Regions from separate parts of the Homo sapiens genome. Here region 2 is linked to region 1. The links are chromatin loops, found by intact Hi-C in ENCODE. Cell type or tissue: heart left ventricle. All regions are shown on one strand.

The links. Peaks named below come from ENCODE experiments on the same cell type or tissue, not always from the same donor. Only the 100,000 strongest peaks of a DNase experiment are listed, where the experiment ranks them.
Region 2: a loop joins it to region 1, with 13 times the contacts of the local background. A loop is called at or near these places in 27 of 110 quality-filtered maps.

Annotation. Positions count from the first base shown.
Region 1 is chr5:108,337,440-108,345,439 of GRCh38, forward strand. The region is part of intron 4 of FBXL17 (F-box and leucine rich repeat protein 17); the gene reads right to left. Among named protein-coding and RNA genes, the nearest start is that of FBXL17, 41 kb to the right of the region's middle. In heart left ventricle, no CTCF peak of the experiment used is centred here; no DNase peak of the experiment used is centred here; H3K27ac peaks cover 364 bases.
Region 2 is chr5:108,145,223-108,153,222 of GRCh38, forward strand. The region is part of intron 6 of FBXL17 (F-box and leucine rich repeat protein 17); the gene reads right to left. Among named protein-coding and RNA genes, the nearest start is that of FBXL17, 230 kb to the right of the region's middle. RefSeq lists a silencer at 3,646-3,940. In heart left ventricle, a CTCF peak has its summit at 3,622; no DNase peak of the experiment used is centred here.

The DNA of each region.
Region 1 (8,000 bases):
TAACGTGTATGCAAACGATCTCATTCTTATTCCAAGGAGTTACACTGGGAGACATTACCGAACTAAAACTCTCAAACCTACAACAAATTATCAATGGATTAGTAAGAACTAACTAAATACAGGAAGCTGACAGAATACAGGAAAGTAAAAAATGTGAGGTAATTCTCAAAGAGTATTTGCGAAAAATAATATTCAGCTGAGCTTGAAGGTAGTAATGAACACATTCTGGAAGAAAGAAGAAGAGTGATAAAAGGACAAGTACAAAAAGTAAAAAAAAAAAAAAGTAATAAGACAGAGACTAGTAACTGAAGAAATCTTTGAAATGAGCCACTACATATTTCTTAAATGATAAAAATAGTATTTTGGAAAGAGCACTCCTGGACTGTAGATATGACCAACAAAAGTCAACCTTTAGAAACATCTTAGTTTATGAGTGAATTCAGAGGAATATATACAATGTATCTTTAACCTTTCACACTTTTTTCCATTAAATTCTTCGCACAAAAAAGCTTAAAACAATGAAAAACTATAGAATGTATACTAGATCTGATGAAACTGCCTACAATTATATATGATAAACAGAGATTTATCAGTATATTAATAGAATGAGTATATGTGTATATATTAGTGTCCTGCAACAATTTAAAATGTATGAAATAGCAAGCTACAAAATTATCTTCAAATACTTAGAATAAATATTAACCTACTAAAAAGATATAGAAGTTTTATCATGTTCTCAGAGGAGTTACAATGAAAAGCTAGAACATGATGCAAATAATTTTATAACCTCTCGGCGTTCACTTGGACATTTAAACAGTAATGAATATAAATATATGCCTTCTTCTTTATATTCTCAAAGATATACAGTAAAAATGAAAATAAAAGAAAATCACCCAACTATAGTTCAGTAAGAAGGACTCGGATTTACAACCACTTTTCTTTGTATTACAGAGTCTCAATATATTTATTTATATGTTTTATTAAAGTGAATGATAACCATCTAGATTTTATGCTCCAATCAAAAATAGCCAATAAAGATCTGGTAACAGACACTACAAATTTTTTATCCCCAAACTCTCCTGAAGTAACTTGAGTACTTCTACCATCATACTTTAGAAACCAAAAATAATGAAATATGGCAGCCACTAAAGAAAAATACTATACTGATATAGTCTGCAACCTAGATGTGGCTACAACTAAGATGCAAGAGAAGAAGGGTTGGGAAAAAAAAGTATCGAAACAGTATGGACTTATCTGGCTTTTAAATTTCTTGGCTATTAAAATCTGGATGATATAGTCAACAACAACAACAACAAAAAGAATCCACCCCAAAACTCACATGATGAATACATCCTTCTACTGCCTGTCAGGTAACTTTATGTTCAAACCTTTGTAAATAATTTAAAGAAAGACAGCAAAAGAAGACAACCTACCTAATATGAGTAAGCAAAATCTGCAGCACTAATAGGAACAGTACTCAGCACACAGGTTTAGATAGGAACATCACCTGTATATCTTTGCCTGAAGACAGGGTTACCTGACAAAGGCCCAAGTGCCATAGGACATTTACAATAATGTATCTTTGTGATAATGACTACAATAAAATGATGGAAAAAGTGCATCCTATTACCCAGAAGCCAGATTCAACTACAGTTTGTAAACTATATTTAGAAAGGCAAATCTTTATTTAAAAAAGAAAGAAAGAAAAAAAGCTAATTCTCCAATTCTCCTTCCTTTAAGTTTAGTCACTGAAATAACTGGGAATAAGTCTTGGATATCCTAAAACCCTAGAACCTCATTACTGTGGATAAAAACATAAGCCAAAACTTCTTCCTAGATCCAAATAATACATTTCACTTGTTGACTGGCTAGAAAGGTAGTTCAGGAAAATATCCTCATAGATGACAGGCTTAATGTACTACTAGCATGCCACTGCCATCTAACCTTATAAAATTTCTATTTGCTAAGCCTAATGACTCAAGTCTTTATCTCAACCCACTATCTCCCGTTGCCAACACTTGAGCACAAAGCCCAAGACTGCACTTCCACACTTGTATCTTAGAGATAATTTGTTTTGCTTCAAATATCTGATTTTAACAGGTAGTCAAAAAAGAAAGCAAATAAAAATTAGATTTTTATTAAAAAAAAAAAAGGACTTAAACTACAGACTATGTATGTGGGGAAAAAAGCACTAGCCAAGGAATTACACTAAAAATAATCTACTAACCATAAATTTTAAATCCAAAAGAAGCATTCTAAAATTTGATCCAGAAAAAAATATATTTTTAAAGAATACTTAAATACTATTTGGAATTTCCTATTTTTAACCATAACAAATTCTGCATTATCCACACTGGGATATCCTTATCGGAGTTTTTAATACTAAGCTAGCTTCCTCCTGAGATCCCGTTTGCATTTGGCCATCTCCTATCATCAGCTGATGAATCCCCAGAGTTAGTGAACTAATTTTAATATTGCTAAACTAATATAATTAAGCAGGTAAATCTGCTGGGTAAAAAATAATGCATTCCAAAGAAAAATTGTCTGGATATCATCCAAGACACTGCCTGTCTTCCATACGACACTGGCACACAGGGAAAGAAAAAATACACATTCATTCTTTATTGCTTTCAATGCCTTCAAATGATAGAATATAATCCACTTATGTTCCTGCCAAGCTATGTGATTAAAAAAAAAAAAAACCTTAAGAGAAAGATACCAATAGACTAAAAAGAGAATAAGAGGATACGATCTAGCAAAGAATTTAGAATGAGTAAAAATGTATTTATTCTTCAGATTGAAATTATACTGTCAAAAAAACGTGTTTTAGGCCAGGCATGGTGGCTGATGCCTACAATCCCAGCAATTCGGGAGGCCAAGGCAGGAGAATCGCTTGAGCCCGGGAGTTCGAGACCAGCCTGGGCAATATAGTGAGACCCTGTCTCTACTTTAAAAAAAAAAAAAAAAAACTCGTTTTAAATTAAATTGGATCTTTCAAATACCACTTAAACAAAATAAAACCGATTTTATTAACAGTAAGAATGTACAAGTCAACATAATTCTGACAAGAATTACATTCTAGTTGATCAGAACTGCATGTTGTTAATGACAATTATGCCAAAAAATACCCCTTGAGTACATTAGTGACTTTGGCTGGATAAATTTGATACATAAAGAATGGCATCATTAATGTGCTAACTAGGTCAAAACAATTTACTTACTTTAAAAGTGAAAAAACATTTGACTCTTTAAGCTATTTTAAGCTTTTATTTAATAAAATATGTCACCAAAATATTTGAAGTGATACATTTTTTAAAGCATGCACAATGCAGTAGTAACCCATCTGTCCCTAACCCAACATTTATTGAATGTCTATTATATTCCAACACTAGGAGGGATGAATAAAAAGATGAGCACATATTCCTGGCCCTCAAAAGAGTTGACACTCCATCAGCAAGATACATCTCTAAAACATGATTTCAATTACCAGTAGAGAGTGATTTGACATGATATAGAAAAATTTGAAAATGTACATATCTTAGTACCATATTGTATATACTTCTCATATATGCCGTAGAGAACTCTTGAAGATGAGCACAAGAGATTTATACAATAATTTTATTGCAATACTGCCTCTGATAGTAAAACAGTAGAAGCAATGTAAGTGTCCTTCAATAGGAAATGAATAACCCAGAGATTTATACATATAATAGAATACTAACAATGAAAAAGAATGAATTATACCCATTATGGCTAGATCTCAAAAATAAAAGTAAACATGCAAATTGTAGACTCATATATACTTTGTGAGACCAGATATTTAACCATATGTCACTAGATATAAATTACATGTGACCACAAACTAAATAATACCACATCATGGGTATCCACATACATATTAAAATATTTTTTAAAGCATTTTAGATCATCATAGCAGTTGCTCTGGAAGGGAACAATGGGACAACAGTACGAATGTAAGACAACAGAGACTTGAAGTTTATTTGCTTTATTAATTCAAGCAGCAGCAGCAAATTTAATAAAATGTTAACAACTGTCAATTTATGGGTGACAGGCATACAGCTGTTATTACTCCTTTTTGTATTCTATATTTTTCTTAATTTCTCAAAATAGATAAATAAAACAAGAATTAAAATCTGATCACATTTCACACTTGCTAAAATCTCATGCTATAGTTCTTATTACCTAGAGACTTTCAAATTTCACAGCATGACACTGAAAAAAATTTAACAACCTGGTCCTTTCTTTCTTTTCCAGACCAAATATGAATACTTCCCTACTACCTAGCCTATCAACCTAGTGGCACTGTAACACTCACCACTTATTAAGCATTCCCCATATTTTTCTGATGTTTTATCTTTGTTAACGCTCTTTTCCATTAGTGCAATTACCTTACCCTAAAATATGTCTGCTTGCATATTCATCACATCACTACATGTAATTCAAAACTTAGTTCAAATGTCACTTACTATTTATAGGATTTTCAGATTCCTTTCTTATCCCTCACATAAGAATAACTATTTTTGCAATTGGTGTTTCTATAGCACTATCATGAGACCAGGATCTTCTCTCTTTGGCAGTATAACTCTTGTTTAATTCTTCGACACCTCTCACAGTGCCTGGCACATAGTAACTGTTCAAATGTTAATGGAACTGAATGAACATCTGAAACAAGTGTTAAGGAACAGAGTACAGAGTTATCAGTTCATGAATTCATTAAAATTGCCATTAAATCTTCTGGACAAAAATCAAATGGTACTAGCTTCTGAATCAAAATATCACAAAAATGTAAAACACTATGTCTGTAATACAGAGAAATTTTGTATAAAATACTGCAATTCTATTATTAATTATATTCATATTCAAATAGGATTAAGATTAACACTAAATACTAGCTTTCCTCTTTGATAATTTCAGGAATTTTCCTAGAAAAATTTTTAAATACACTTCTGCTGGTACTTGCAGCTTCTCCTGAAATCAATTATCATCCTAAAAAATGATTTTCTACTCATGCTAATAATTAACTTCTTCCTTTGATGTCTCACAGCACTGGTCCATAAGTGTTTTCAAGGGAGATAATGTCTTTTGGAAGTTGCTACTTGGTTCAAACGTGTGTGGATTAGCATTACAGGTAATGTATCCATGCAATCCAAAGGGCTAGAGAAGAGAAGTTTGGGAATCTTAACAGATCTGGGTTAGAATTTTGACTTTGACACCCACCTGTTGTTAACTTCTTTATGCCTCAATTACCTCACTGGTAAAATTGGATAAAAATAGCTACCTCATGTGGTAGTTATGAGGATTAATTATATAAAACAGCATAGTACCTGGTATATTAAAAATACTCAATAAAAGATAACTTGTATCAAACATTTTCTATTACCAGCAAATGATAGCAAAATCCTGAGATGTAGTTGCTATGGTCTAAAGGTTTGTGTACCCCCAAAACCCATATGTTGAAATCCTAACCTCCAAGATGATAGTATTAGGAAGTGGGATCTTTGGGGAGTGATTAAATCATGAGGGCAGAGCCCTAATATATGGGATTAGTACCTTTATAAAATAGAACACAGGGAGCTTGTTTGCCTTTCTACCATGTGAGGATACAGGGAGAAGGTGTCTATAAACTAGAAAGCAAGCCCTCACCAAACACCAAACCTGCCAGTGCCTTAATCTTGGACTTGTCAGCCTCCAGATCTGTGACAAACACATGTCTGTTGTTTGTAAGTTATCCAGTTTATAGTATTTTGGTACAGCAACCCAAGTGGACAAAGACAACAATAAGATGATGTTCAATATCTTTAGATCACCTCTTTAGAATGCCACATTCAAATATTACTGTTCACTGGAAACTACCATTCTGGGTTTAAGTAAATGCCCCATCCATTAAGAGGGGAAAGAACACTGAAGGCGAGTATATACTCTGGATGATTTGGGAGGCTCAAGTGAGTACTTAACCCTTTGTACAAAATCCCTCAAAAATGTAAATTATTTATGTCTGGTATTACAATTAAACTCACTTCACAAGGAGTATTTGAGAAATAAGACATCAAGATTATAGGAGGGGAACTAAGGGTGCGGACAACCAATCTCCTTAATATATTAACTCATATATAAACCCATTAATTTATTAACTCTATGGTGAACAGTAAGAGTCAGGAAATGGAAGCTTTCACATAATGCTGAATTAACTACTGCTATTTAAACTGTGACACAAATGTTTATCTTATATACTACTCTAGTTGATTATCAACATGGCTACCAATTTTTTCACCTAACTGCTACAACAGCCTCAAATCACAGCAAAGAGAAAAAAAAATTAAACTGTCAGTGGCTAACAGGTAAAAACAGACTAGGTGATATTAGACATTGATACAGCCCAATTCAAATTAGTAAACTGCAGAAAGCAAATAATAGGCTTCACTATCCTCTCCTGATAGGAGAGGAAAAAAACCTTTATTGAAGCTTTCTTGTGTTTTGTGGCAATGAAACTCATTTGGCGCTTTACCTCTTAATCTCATTTAGTCTGATCCTCAATAGAACATGTATGAAGTAGTATTGTATCCTTTCTGCAAGGAAGGAAAACAAAGTGCAAAAATTAAGATAACTAAAGCAAGTCACATGAGTAAGAAACAGCAGGATCAAGGTTTTAACTGAGTTCAGTGCAACTCAAAAATGGCGTTTGCCTCCATCTCCCCTTAAAATGCTTTCAGCCTAGGGGGTCGGGGGGGAAAGCCTGGAGAGGTGAATTTGATCCTACATCATTCATGTAAGCCTCCAAAGGATGAAATTTAAAACAAGATTGTTACAGCAGCAGTCAAAGGACTCTAAGAGAAGTCACAGAATTATAAAACTAGTAAAATATCAACTAAGAGACTGAAAAGTAAACAGTCACAATTAACTTTCAGGAAATCAACTTTCCATTTCCCTATAATCATTTCCCTATAACTTTCTGAAATCTATTCATAGTATTACTATTTTCTTGAGAATTGAGTAATCTATAATAGTTTACAGCCTAATTATTCAGAGTAGAAAATGTAAAAAATAGGCCAAACACACACATAACGCATACAGATCTACATCAAAAATACTCTGACATAGGGCATAGCACAGAAGCTATTTTTAGAATAACTCATAAAATTCCAGTAGTTTAAAACACTGGCCTATATAACAAATGGCAGGTAATCTATCCGACCTCATCGTTTTACAATGGAATAAAAAGCCACCCAAAGAGGTTCTCTGTCCAAAAAGTAGAGAAGCAGAATCTGGTACAGGGAAATTAAAGAAGCACAGGAAATATACTTAACTGAGGTTTCTAGATAATGACTATATGCTCAAACTAAATATGACTTAAAAATAGCTTTGTGGCATGCACTATACAAAAGTGATATAAAACCTATCACTAGAAGAAACAGACACATACAATATGCTAGACCCTCACTACAGCTATACTCCTCAAATCTATGTGTATAGTCGACACAAGAGTTTTACAGCAAATGCAAACTATACCTATGTAGGTACATGACACCTGTCTCACTCAAAAATAACTGAAACAGAACTCAAAGAATTCTCTTTTGGGAAAATTCTACATCTAAGGCCGGGCACGGTGGCTCACACCTGTAATCCCAGCACTTTGGGAGGCCGAGGTGGGCGGATCATGAGGTCAGGAGTTCGAGACCAGCCTGACCAACATGGTGAAACGCCATCTCTACTAAAAATACAAAAAAAAATTAGCTGGGCATGGTGGCTTGCACCTGTAATCCTAGCTACTCAGGAGGCTGAGGCAGGAGAATTGCTTGAACCTGGGAAGAGGAAGTTGCAGTGAGCTGAGATTGTGCCATTGCACTCCAGCCTGGGTTACAGAGCAAAACTCCATCTCAAAAAGAAAAAAAAAAGAAAAAAAAATTGTACATCTAAGTCCTCAGTTCTCTGCTTCACCATAACTCATTTATGGCAAATCATTGTCCTCACTTTCCACATGA
Region 2 (8,000 bases), 190 kb before region 1:
TTTCTACTTCTGTCATTACAAGTAAGGAAGTACTTGTAGGAAAAATACATCAGAAATAAAACAATGAACTTAATAAAAGTAAATGAGTAGAGATCACATGGTAACAAGCAGAACTGTATTCCCTGAACACAAGAGCATCACAGATTTCTTCTCTCTCAGAACTGCTAGAATCAGACAGAACTCTAAAGTTCATAAAATCCAACACCAGATAGGTAAAGACATCTTCCATTTTATCTCCCCACTAAACCAGCTTACTTAATAATTTCCCTCATTAAGCAATACTAACTAGCCAATTTCCTTCCTTCTCCCACTTACTTTCATTTACTAACGCAGAAATGTTAAGAAGTGTCTTACAATGTTTACTATGGGGAAGTCAGGGATATGAAACAGGTTACATTTTTAGTCCCAGTTCTACAAATAAAGAAAATGACTTATCAGATAGTGAGAATTATTCTAAACAACAGTGAGGTCAGTTTTGAAGAGTTATTTGAAATCAGAACTTTAAGTGGCTAGGTCAGTTCCCAAAGGACATTTTTAAAGGGCAGCAAAGGAACCATTTTTCTTACAAAATATAGCACTAAATTTTCGGTTGCCTAAACAATAATAATAATAATAATAATAATAATAATTCATTACAATGTAGAGATAATCAGTACCGACACTGAGAGAGAAATGCACAAGACGGCAGTGATCATAAGATATTAAGACTCATCAGGCCGGGTGCAGTGGCTCACGCCTTTAATCCCAGCACTTTGGGAGGCCGAGGCGGGCGGATCACGAGGTCAGGAGATCGAAACCATCCTGGCTAACACAGTGAAATCCTGTCTCTACTAAAAATCTCTACTAAAAATACAAAAAAATTAGCTGGGCGTGATAGCGGGCACCTGCAGTCCCAGCTACTCGGGAGGCTGATGCAGGAGAATGGCGTGAATCCGAGAGGCAGAGCTTGCAGTGAGCCGAGATGGCACCACTGCACTCCAGCCTGGGCGACATAGCAAGACTTCGTCTCAAAAAAAAAAAAAGACTCATCACCAAAACTGAACCAGGATCTTAGAATGTATATTAATTTTCACCACTTTGGTACAAAAAAAAAAAATGAAGCACAAATCCCCATATTCGAACGAGGATTAATTTGATTCATGGGCTCCATGGTAATTCTAGTGGTACTTTCTCTTTCACTATCACTATAGCAGGATATACTAACAGGGGTTTCACACTCCCAGCTCAGTTCTTGGAATGCCATATCCTCTTCCCCCAGTCAAAATGGCCACGAAAGTCTACCTCACAACCTCAGAGAAGTGATCCTGAGAAAATAAGAATCAAATCTTTCTTTGAGTTTTATAAACCCTACCCAGTCTTTTGAGTTATAACAAACAGGCTTTTAAGCATTAAGGACTAAAGCTATATAACTTATGCCATCACCCAAAGATCTAGAAGACTCCTGGAGAGTCAGTCATTTCTCACATGTCAAAAACTATCTAAACTATCTCCACACAGAGGAGGAGAGAAACATTCAGAGAAGCTGTATCCTGGGGGTGGGGACACTCAAATCACAGGCTAGGGACCCCCCAGACAGGTTTCAGCAAAAAGGGATCGTGAAACCTTATCTAGCACAGCCAGAAGAGCAGTGTCTTAGTCTGTTCCTGCTGTTATAGCAAAATACCTTAGACTGGGTAATTCAAAAGAAATAGAAACTTATTTCTCACAGTTCTGGAGGCTGAGAAGTCCAAGATCAAGGAACTAGCAGATTCAACATCTGATGAAGGTTCTCTCTCTGCTTCATAGAAGGTGCCTTGCTGTTGCATCCTCACATGGTGGAAGGGGACAGGGGCATTCACTTCAACTTCTTTTAAAAGGGCACTCTGCCCTCATCACTTTAATCACTTCCCAAAAGTCTCTACCTCTTAATACTATTACAGTGGTTATTCAACTTCAACTTGTGACTTTTGGCAGGACAACAACATTCAGAACATAGCAAGCAGCAAGAACTCAGAGTTTTCCCAACATCCAGCATAAACTCGAAGCAGAAAAAATAAAAGTTGAGGCAACAACGTCTTTCTCTGTCTCTCCTTTGCTATCTCCTCTCTCCCCACTCTTACAGTCAATGGAAACTACTGTGTTTAGATGAAATTGGCATAATACAATTTGGATGACCTTTCATCAAAAGTGTAAAACATGGGCCAGGCACGGTGGCTCATGCCTGTAGTCCCAGCACTTTGGGAGGCAGAGATGGTGAGAGGATTGCTTGAGGTCAGGAGTTCTAGACCAGCCTGGGCAACACAATGAGATCCTGTCTGAAATAAAAAAATAAAATGACGGATAGGTTACAAGATATTAAGTAGAATATATGTAGAGGGAAATAACACATATGTAATTGGAATTCCAGAAGAACACATCAGCATATGAGAAAGTAAAAATTTACAGAGATACTGGCTAAGAATGTTGACAAATGATGAACACCAATCCTCAAATTTAAGGAGCTCAATTAAAAGCATAATAAATAAAAATTAAACATCTCAATGTCTCATTACAAATCTGCATGATACCAAAGATAGAGAAGAGATATTAAAACCTGCCAGAAAATAAAGGCTGATCACCTATGAAAGAATGTTAATTAGATTTATAACAACCTCTTAATAGCAAGAAAGAGTACCAGGAAACAGTAAAATCGTATCCTCAATGAGCTGAAAAAAAAAACTCATAATGTAGAATTTAATATTCAGCCAAACTATCTTCCCAAACAATAAAAAACAATAATATAGGCAAAGGAAAAAAACTGAAAAAAGCCTCTCATTAAAGAAAATTCTAAAGAACACAATGGAGAAGGAAGGAAAATTATCTCAGATGGAAGGACAGAGATGCAAGCAAAAACACTTGTATATATACGGGTAGCTGTAAACATCGATTGTATAAAACAATTATTTCTGATAGGGAAGGGAGAAAAGAAGTAAGTCTGACAAAAGAGTACATATTGATTACCTATATATTTTGTTAAATGTGTATATTAAAATAGTGAGTGTAATCATTAAAATATCAGATAATAAGAGTACATAACTGCTAAACAAAGAAAAAAATAAGTGCCAGGGAATCCTGATATTCCACTGACACTTTCCACTGAGATGATCCAAATAAGGCTAGTGCTCCACTTTAACCAATCAAATATTTCTTTTGCCTTGCTTCTGCATTTGCCTTGTAAAAATCTTCCCCTCGTGTCCCTTTAGCGGAGCCCCAAACCATCTATGGTCTGGAGCTGCCTGGTTCATGAATCACTGTCTGTCCAAATAAACCCTCTAAGTTTTTAATGTGCCTCAGTTTATCTTTTATCAAACAAAAGAAGCAAGTCATAGAGGAATACACACAGTATGATTACATCTATATAAAGAAACAAAAATAGGCAAAACGTAATTATATAGAATTACACAGGTGACAAAATCTATGCTAAAATGTGCCAACCTAAGAGTATAGTGAGGAAGACTCTGAAAAATTGAATATCCACATCCAAAGATTACAGATTAATATCTCAGGGTGGTCTCACAGGACACATCAGGCCAAGTGATTTCATCCTCTACAGTAGCATATGTAATTCTGATGGCTGCCACTAAGTGGCAGTTCATGCTACAGGTTCTGGAAAAAACAAAGAATGCTGAACTATATAAAAGTATGTCACAACAATATCACTAATACTATCATGTTTATAATCTCTTAAATGTTAACTACATGTCAGTCCTGTGTTATGTAAAACATTATGAGTCCTCATGACTCAAGCAAAACAGAGGCCCCTTGCTTTGCTAACAATAAATGCAAGACAAGTTATTTTGTCAAGGTTACAAAGCACATGGCAAATGACAGGTTCTAATTATATGACTCCAAAGCCTGTTCTCTTTCCACCACTGTTTTGTGAAATGTACACAGTGTCTCTTGTAGGATGACAATGATTTATAGACATATATGTTATAATTCAACAATATAAATTCCTTGAGGGTGGGCTCTATATCAGATTTATCTTTCTTGTATCCTTCAAAGTAAACATTCAATTTTTAAAAAGCCTTAATTATGTAAGGAGAAAAATCTTTTAATTTTTTATTTAATTTTCAAAACTACAATTTATCATTACATACATTTAGAGAAATTATCTGTCATTTGAAGAATATCTTAGCTACAAATTCTTTCCTTCAAAGATAGTTTCTGACTGCTCAGTTTCTCATTACTCTCATTTCTCATTATCCCCTAAGTAGATCTCACATTTAAGCTTCCTCAGTCTCACTTTGAAGTGTGTTACACATGTGTTAAGCATGAGAGAGCTAGGCTCTAGTCTTGGCTTCTTTTATTTTAACTACCCTTGACACATGAGTCTCTTTGGACAGTCTGTACAGTGGCTTCAGTTGGGCATTATGAAGCCTCTTCTGCTATCTTAACCACCTTACATTACATACCAATCTTGGTACTCTTAGTAAGTCATATTCAGTTCTTCTCATTATTAAGTTAATTATCCATTAATTTACTGTGAACGGAAAAAAATAGCCCTAACTTTAAGATAGTCCATGTTCTCTCTCTGTGTTTTCTTACATCCCATATGGCTTATGTTTTTAAAATATTCCTTTTTACCTTGATTATTTTTCTGCTCCTAAATCCAATGCATAAGAGAGCAAAAGCTGACAGCAGAGAATTCTTGAGAGACTTCTGTTTCTAGGCCCCTTAACTTTCCACCTTATATGTGGTTAAAAACCTAATGTTTGTTAGAAAATTTTCAAACATACTAAAAAAAGAAAGAGTAGAATGTACACCCATGAATGTTTCACTCAGATTTATCAATTGCTAACATTTCACCACATTTGCTTCATTGCTCTCTCTCATCATACATTTTTCTTTGCAAAACCATTTGAAAGTAAATTTCAAACATCATAACATGTTACCCCTAAGTATTCAGCATGCATCTCCTAAGTACTAGGACAGTCTCCTATTAAATCACATTATCATTATCATACCCAAGAAATTTAACTTTGATACAATCTTTTTTTTTCTCAGATACAGTCTATCTCTACTTGTCCCAATCATACTGCAGCTTCAATCTCTCAGGTCCAAGTGATCCTCCCACCTCAGCCACCCCAGTAGCTAGGACCACAGGCACATGCCACCACACTTGGCTAACTTTTTTACTTTTTGCAGAGATAGGGTCTCCCTACGGTGCCCAGGCTGATCTCAAACTCCTGAGCTCAAGTAATCCTCTGGCTTCCACCTCCCAAAGTGCTGGGATTATAGGCATGAGCCACCATGCCTGGCCCCCAATCATGTTCTTAACAGATTTCTTTCAATCCAAGATGCAACAAGGGATCATGCAATGCATTTAATTGTCATTCTCCTTTAATTTTTGCTCTTGTGTTTCATCACAATGACAATTTTGAAGAATCTGTATCAGTTGTCTTGTGGGACATCCATAATCTTGATTTGTCTGATTGCTTCCTTGTGATTAAATTCAGATTAAACATTTTTTGGCAAGAATACTGTAAGAGGTGCTGTACTTCCCACAGGATCACAGGATCACATATGAAGGCACATAATAACGATTTTCCGCATTATTGGTGGTGATATCTGATCAACTGATTAAGCTGCTATCTGCTGGATTTCTCTATTGTAAAGGTACCTTTGCCCTACATAATTAATAATTAGTGAGCTAATATTTTGAGACTACAAAATTATCTTTTCCACAGCTTTCCACACGGTCATTTTATCAAGATGAATCTGACAACCTTAGTTTTGTGTGGGTCTCTTATTCCTTTTGGTTGTTACATTAACCAGTCTGTCCTTCTCAGAATGCTTACTTAAGTAATGGAACCATAGGTTCTTTCGTGAGGCCTATAGTTTTAGCATAACAGTCTGCTGAAGTACTCAGTATAAAGAGTCTCTTTTTTTCCCTAAATCTTTAGAACTTTATCTGAATTAGAGCTTCAAATACAGTATTTTCCAAAATACTTGCTTCACGGCTCCTATATAGGACAAACTCTGATATATCTGCTTGCCTTACATTCCATAAAAAGAAAGAAAGAAAAAAGTCATCCAAATACAAGCAGAACTAAACTAAACCCATCACATTTGAGCCTATCAGACTCATTGGTTAATAAGAAAATTCTCTTTGCTTCACAAAATTACAGGACAATCTGTCAATCAAACTCCTAACTTGTCCCAAAAAAGAGTTTTACAAGGTTGTCTGTCACATCTCCAGTGTTCTGTATTTGCTGTGGATCTTACTTTATCAGCTCTAATGAAGCAAACTACACAGAAAGGTGAGATAAGGTTTCTATCAAAATCTTAATTCCCAAATCGGAAGTCAAGAGGGCAATTCAAGGCAGAGCACAGCCATCTGTAGACACCCAAAAGAAACTTTACTAAAGCAGATACTTACAATAGTGGAACTTTTTGAGAAAGTACTGACCTAGGCTCAAATGTTACCCATAAAAATCAAAACTAATCTTTCTATTACGCAAAATGGAAAGGCAATTTACATAAGGACACCTATGTTTCCATTTACATTTTTACCTCTGCGAAAAACCTGGCAGACATTCAAAGGAAGTGATCTAGGGATGATCGACACGCATTAATGGTTCTAATAATGAACACAATATGCTCCAATGACATTCTTTATTCTTAAGAACTTTGATATCAAAGGCAACAAGAATGCTTGAGTTAAATGATTCCTTCTTCCACAGGAAAGCCTAAATGGTCAGCAGAAATCACAGCAAGTAAGAAATTGTGGTCTCAACCTTCCCATTGTGGTCAGTTTCTTCATTTATAAAAGAAAGAACTCAATGGGTCCTCAAGATTTTGAATCGCTGGTGAACCTGAATACATAGGTGACTTAGACATAAAAACATTAAGTAGATACTAAAATGAAACAACTCCATGCACTCTCTCAAAAGATTTAACCAGAAGCACAAAATTTAAGGGGGTACCAAAACACTGAAAAGTCAAGATAATAATTTAGTACAATATTTTTTAAGATAAACATTAATGCAATATGATGGACAAAATATCAACATTTTAAATTAACGCTGCTGTTGTTTGATAATCCTCCACTATTATGCAATGAGAATGGTCATTTCTACTTAACTGGTGGAGTCCCCCACTTGGAAGGACACAATGGTGTCCAACAGGTCGGGCATTGTGGATCTTTCTATATAGTCAATTTTTTTTATTGTAGAGCTTTTATTAACTTTTTTCATTTGGTACAAAATATGAGGGGATATACTGATAAGTGCATATACAGGCATACTTTCTTCTATATTTTTGCCTCGGGCTCTAGTATGATTCAGCAGGATACTGGATTTAAGGATTCAGTCTGTCAGCTGATACAGCATGAAGATACTTAAAACTAAATGCCTCTACTACAGGATCTTTCAGTCTCATAAAAATGAAGAGTCAGTTTTACAAAAAGTAAAGTGAAATACAAAGTACCATAGAGAGAAAAAAATATCCTGGAATTCAGGGAGCATCATGTATCCTTCTGTTGAGAGGCATGAAAATTAGAAAAGGACCCCTGGAAGTGATACAGGATTACCATATTTAGTAAATAAAAATGCAAACATTGCATGAGATATACTAAAAAGTATTTCTTGTTTATGTAAAATTCAGATTTAACTGGGCATCTTATATGGTTTGGCTGTGTCACCACCCAAATCTAGAATTGTAGCTCCCATAATTCCCATGTGTCGTGGGAGGAACCTGGTGGGAGGTAACTGAATCATGAGGGCAAGTCTTTCCCATGCTGTTCTCATGACAGTGAGTAAGTCTCATGAGATGTGATGGTTTTATAAGGGGGAGTTACCCTGCACATGCTCTCTCTCTCTTTCCTGCTGCCATGTAAGGTGTGACTTTGCTCCTCCTTTGCCTTTCACCATGATTGTGAGGCCTCCCCAGCCATGTGGAACTGTGAGTCAGTTAAGCCTCTTTCTTCATAAATTACCCAGTCTTGGGTATGTCTTTATTAGCAGTGTGAGAACACACTA